Linked DNA regions of Homo sapiens: region 2 is linked to region 1. Evidence: chromatin loops called from intact Hi-C (ENCODE). Cell type or tissue: Calu3. All regions are shown on one strand. Links, peaks and the distances in the headings refer to the core of each region. The heading gives the core; the rest is flanking DNA.

Region 1 (2,917 bases), core at 299-2,798:
ATACCCTGCAAAACAACAGGGGCTGAGCTGCCCAAGACCATGTGAACCCACCTCTTACATCAGCGTGACCTGGATGTGAGACATGGAGTCAAAGGAGATCATTTTGGAGCTTTAAAATTTGACTGTCCAGCTGGATTTTGGACTTGCATGGGGCCTGTAGCCTCTTTGTTTTGGCCAGTTTATCCCATTTGGAATGGCTGCATTTACCCAATGCCTGTACCTCCATTGTATCTGGAAAATAACTAGCTTGCTTTTGATTTTACAGGCTCATAGGCAGAAGAGACTTGCCTTATCTTAGATGAGATGTTGGGACTGTGAACTTTGAGTTAATGCTGAAATGAGTTAAGACTTTGGGGGACTGTTGAGAAGGCATGATAGGTTTGGAAATGTGAGGACATGAGATTTGGAAGGGACTAGGGGAGGAATGATATGGTTTGGCTGTGTCCTCACCCAGATCTCATCTTGACTTGTAACTCCCTCAATTCTCACATGTCGTGGGAGGAAACCAGTAGGAAGTGATTGAATTATGGAGGCAGGTCTTTCTTTTTTTTTTTTTTTGAGACAAGAGTCTCAGTCTGTAGTCCAGGCTGGAGTGTAGTGACATGATCTCGGCTCACTGCAACCTCCACCTCCCAGGTCCCGGTTCAAGCAATTCTCCTGCCTCAGCCTCCTGAGTAGCTGGGATTACAGGCACATGCCACCATGGGGGCAGGTCTTTCTTGCACTGTTCTCATGATGGTGAATGATTCTCATGAGATCTGATGGTTTTAAAAATGGGAGTTTTCCCTGCACAATCTCTGTTCTCTTGTCTGCCACCATGTGAGATGTGCCTTTCACCTTCTGCCATGATTGTGAGGCCTCCTCAGCCATGCGGAACTGTAAGTCCAATAAACCTTTCTTTTGTAATTTGCCCTTTCTTGGGTATGTCTTTATCAGCAGCGTGAGAACAAACTAATACAGGAAGATAGGAAAAAGAAAAGAGACAAACAAAAAAGAGAGAAAACAAAGAGAAAAAAAATAAATCAGTGGACTAAAGGCTTGAGGCTCCTCTCCAGTGTCTGCCTGCTTCTGAATGCTCTGCAGTGCCTTCAGGTAGTTGCTTTTTACTTTGCCCAGAGTTTACAATTACCCTCTCTGGGTGGGGTGGTCCAAGAGGAGCTGACTCAAACATTACTGGAAGTTGTGTCTCATTAGTTAGTTTTGGCAACAATGCCTTTGGTTTTGTGTGTGTGTATGTGTTTTGGTTTCTGTTTTTTTTTTTTTTTGAGACAGAGTTTCTCTCTGTCACCAGGCTGGAGTGCAGTGGCGCAATCTTGGCTCACTGCAACCTCTGCCTCCTGGGTTCAAGTGATTCTCCTGCCTCAGCCTCCCAAGTAGCTGGGACTACAGGCACACGCCACCACGTCCAGCTAATTTTTGTATTTTTAGTAGAGACGCGGTTTCATCATGTTGGCCAGGATGGTCTAGATCTCTTGACCATGTGCTCTGCCCGCCTCGGCCTCCCAAAGTGCGGGGATTACAGGCGTGAGCCACTGCGCCCAGCCCAATGCTTTTTATTCATAACTAGGCTTAGATTTATTAAAGAAGCACTCTTACATAAACAGCACGAGTATCTGTGCAGCTATTAAATATGTTCCATAACTCTCAATTTGGAAATCTCACATAAATTTCTTTCATAAAGTAAATTTCATTATTTTGATATATTATTGAAAATAAAATTCCATTCCTTTTTATGTTCTTATATATGAGAACACAGAGAGGTACAGGAAAAAGTATCAAACCAGATGTATGAAACAGAAACCAATTCAGCTCTTGGTCACTGAGGACACCTACTGGCTCATTTGTGGCAGTGATTTTGTGCAGAATGTATTATGGAAGTGAGGGAGGATTACCGTCATAACATAAGTTCATTTCTTTACCCCAAGTTCAGATGAAATAAAGGCATTTTCTTCATGCTGGGGGTTAGCAGTATACTCAGCATGTGCAAAACCAAGCCCATGTCAACTCCTCCAAACGTGGTCCTCTTCCAGTGTTCCCCATCTCATTGAATGTTGCCACCATCCATCCAGATGCGGAAGTCAGAGACTAGGTGTCATGCCTATACCCCACTCCTCCTCTCTCCTCCATATCCAGTCCATCACCAAGCTTCGTTGATTTTTACTCCCAGATATCTCTATCCACATCTCTCATCTCCACCTCCACCTCTCTAAGTTATCATCACCACCTCTCATCCAGACACTCTTTGAAAGAACTATGTTCTTTCCATGTATAACATCACTCTGATAACTTCCCTTACATTAACTCATTTAATTTCACATTGACCGTTATCAGCTCAAGCAGCACTGTCTTCTCAGGAAGGAGCTTTGACTGTAGATTTGAGAATTCTTTTCTAACATAAGCATCTAGTGCTATAAATGTCCCTCTAAGCAATGCTTTAGCTAACATTCCACAAATTATGATATGTTGCATTTTCATTTTTTGTTCAGTTCAAAATATTTTCTAATTTCCCATGAAATTTCCTTTTAACCCTTTGATTATTTAGAAGTAGTTTTTAAATTTACAAGTATTTAAGTATTTTTCCATTTATCTTCCTGTTACTGATTTCAAATTTAATTCCATGTAATCAAGGACCATATATTATATGATTCCAATTCTTTTCAATTTGTCTAGGTTTGTTTTCTGACCCAGGACCGTCTATATTGGTGACTATTCCATATGTACTTAAGAGAAAGTGTATTTTACTATTTTGAGGTGAAGTGTTATGTGAATATCAATCTAATCCAGTTTGTTGATATGTTATACAGTTCTCTTACATCCTTACTAATTTTCTGTCTGCTTGTCCTATATTACTGAGAGAGAAGTGTTAAACTCCCCAACTATAATAGAGGCCCCAACTATAATTGTGACTTTGTCGGTT
Region 2 (2,917 bases), core at 167-2,666, 51 kb before region 1:
GTCTCACAGCAATGAAGAAGCAGAGCCAGACTTTAGGCCCCATCCTGACTGACTCTATTTTACTGAACCTGAATACACAGTGCCCTCCCAGAGTAGGGGCTGGGCCTGGCCAAGGGGCCAAGGTGGCCACAGGCAGTGTGGGGAGGTTCACATCCAACTCCTGTCCCATGGCCCTTTTCATCTTCTCTCCTGGGAGGTCTTGCTCTTCCCCAGCCCAAGGCCTTCCCTTTCCTCATGTTCTCCCGTCCTTGTTTTCCAGGGGACATCCTTGGCCATTATTCCAACGGGACCCCATGGTCCCACGGGCACAGAGGTTGGTGGCTCCCATGTCCTGCAGGAGAACAGAAGAGAAGGGTGCTGCCCTGTGGGAGCCAGACCAAGGACAGGAAGACGCCACATGGCAGTGAGGGGAGTGAAGGGAGGGACAGAGACAGAAAGGCTGAAGCATGAAAAGAAAATTATAAAATAAACTGGGGTAAATTGAGTTAACTTTGCTGCTCCTGGAAGTATGGAGAACTGACAGGGGAGCAGAGGAAAGCAAGGGAGATGATTTCTCCTCCTGGAAAACTCAACTTCTAAGGCACAGTTGGAAGGAAGGGGAAGATGCCTGCCTTAAGGTCAGGCCTAAGAGGAGCCCTAATTTCTTCTCCCAGCCCCACCCATTCACTTTCAGTCCACAGAGAGTTGGCCCTAGGGGGCTCCCGGGAAGCCCCTGGCTTCAGTGAGCTTCAGACAGGCTCTTCCATATAAACAGAGTAGAAGCAGCAGCAGGTTGGAATGAAGGTGGTACTGGCCATTTGGGTAAGACATACAATGAACTTGCCGAACTGGAAGAGCTCAGGATGAACTTCTAAGGGCTCAGAGGATTTATCTCTGACTAATGTGCTGGTGAGTTAAGCAGCTGAAAGGAAAACATCTAACATCAAACAAAGAGTTTGCATGGTCTCCGCTTTTAACTTTCTGAACCTCTAGAAATCTTAGCTGTTTGTTTTAAACTAGTCAAAAATCTCATAAGTCAACTAGTGACAAGGTTGACAGTTAAAATAATTTATTGGAGTCATAGTCATAAAGCATTTCCTTGTTCACAGTCACCCTGGGTGAGCTTGCAGCTTCCACCCTTCGGCTTATAAAATTCAGCTTATAAAAAAGCTGATGAGTCACCTCGTATCATACAGGTAATGGCATGGTCAGCCCCCAGCACCCGCAGACAGCTGGCTCCAGAGCAGGGCACGGGTGTGAGCCGCACCCACCCCAGGCTCCCCCAAGGCACACACACTTGCTACATGAAGGAGAGAGAAAATAAATGGATGTCTGTTCTCATCTTAAAATTCACCCATTCAAACCTTTTTTGCACTTGGAGATTATGTTTCAAAATTAATATTGTCTTTAAATAAGAAATCTAAATTCACCAGTAAACTACATAAAACATGAACTTTACTGATAAAGTTTCATCAATCACTAGTGGGGATGTAAAACACAGAAGTTATTCTCCAGCCACTCTGGAAAATAGTTTGTCAGTTTCTTAATAAAGCGTACACTTACTACACCACCCAGCAATCATACGGGGGCATTTTCCCTGGAGAACTGAGCATTACCCCCACACAAAAGCCTGCACACAAGTTTTCACAGCAGCTTTATTTGGAACGGCCAAGAACTGGAAACAGGCAAACTGTTTCTCAATAGGTGGATGGTTAAACAAATGACGGCAAAGCCAGACCACGGAACGCTACTTAGCAGTAAGAAGGAAGGAGCTATTGACATAGGCCACAGCTTGGATGGTGCTCAAGAGCATTAGGCTGAGTGGAAGAAGCCAACCTCAAAGACCCATATACTGTGTGATTTCATGTATTTATATAACTTTCTGGAAATAACAAAATTGTAGGAATGAAATTTGTGGTTTTCAGGGGTTTGTTCAGGAGGGGGTGAGGGAGGGCAGGGTAGGGGGTGCACCCTGAAAGGGTAGCACGAGGGAGCTCTTTGTGGTGAGTGGCAGTCCTGTGCCTTGATGCAGTGGTGATTCCCTGAATCTACACATGTGAGAAAAGTGGAGCCCCCAAGTACCAAGGGCAGCTTCTGGGCTCTGATACTGTACTACTGTTAGGAAAGATGCAGCCACCGGGGGAAGCTGGGGAGGAGGATAGCCTGGGGCAAGTTTTCAAACCCATCTTGCCCTCCACCTAGAAACAGACTTGGGGCTGCTGGGGGGTACACAGAGGGAGTGAGACTGGCCATTTGGTTTGTGTGGGAGCTGGGTGAGGCCTGTAACTGCCAGCTTTCCCCCACTTCCCTGACAACCTGCATGACCCAGCAGAAGCAGCCATAATCTTCCTAAGTGCACAACTCCAGTAACTTGGGAATCTCACCTTTACCCCTCACAGCAGCAACAGCAAGACCCACCCAAGGAGAGTCTGAGCTCATACATGCCTAGCCCTGCCCCTATCTGATGGTCCTTCCCTATCCACTCTGGTGGAAGACAAAGGGCATATAATCTTGGGAGTTCTAGGGCTCCACCCAACACTGGTCCCTCTCCATACTACTACAGCTGCTGCTTTTTGGAAAGTGTCACCTCCTGGCAGGGGGCCAACCAGCACAAAAATAGACCATTAAACCACCAAAGCTAAAGACCCTCACAGAGTCCACTGCACCCTCTGCCACCTCCACCAGAACAGGCACTGATATCCATGGCTGAGAGACCCATAGACATTCCACATGACAGTACTCTGTGCAGACAATCCAGAGTACCAGCCCAGAGCCAGGTAAATTCGCTGGGTGGCTAGATCCAGAAGAGAGACAACAATCACTGCAGTTTGGCTCACAGGAAGCCACATCCATAGGAAAAGGGGAAGAATACTACATCAGGGGAACACCCTGTAGGACAAAAGAATCTGAACAGCCTTCAGCCCTAGACCTTCACTCT

What was found. Peaks named below come from ENCODE experiments on the same cell type or tissue, not always from the same donor. Only the 100,000 strongest peaks of a DNase experiment are listed, where the experiment ranks them.
Region 2: a loop joins it to region 1, with 8 times the contacts of the local background. A loop is called at or near these places in 21 of 110 quality-filtered maps.

The regions. Positions count from the first base shown.
Region 1 is chr2:110,155,531-110,158,447 of GRCh38, forward strand. The region is part of intron 11 of NPHP1 (nephrocystin 1); the gene reads right to left. Among named protein-coding and RNA genes, the nearest start is that of MALL, 41 kb to the left of the region's middle. In Calu3, for the core only: a CTCF peak has its summit at 1,833; a DNase peak (open chromatin) is centred at 1,841.
Region 2 is chr2:110,105,146-110,108,062 of GRCh38, forward strand. The region is part of intron 1 of MALL (mal, T cell differentiation protein like); the gene reads right to left. Among named protein-coding and RNA genes, the nearest start is that of MALL, 9.2 kb to the right of the region's middle. RefSeq lists an enhancer at 333-1,532. In Calu3, for the core only: no CTCF peak of the experiment used is centred there; DNase peaks (open chromatin) are centred at 1,196 and 1,701.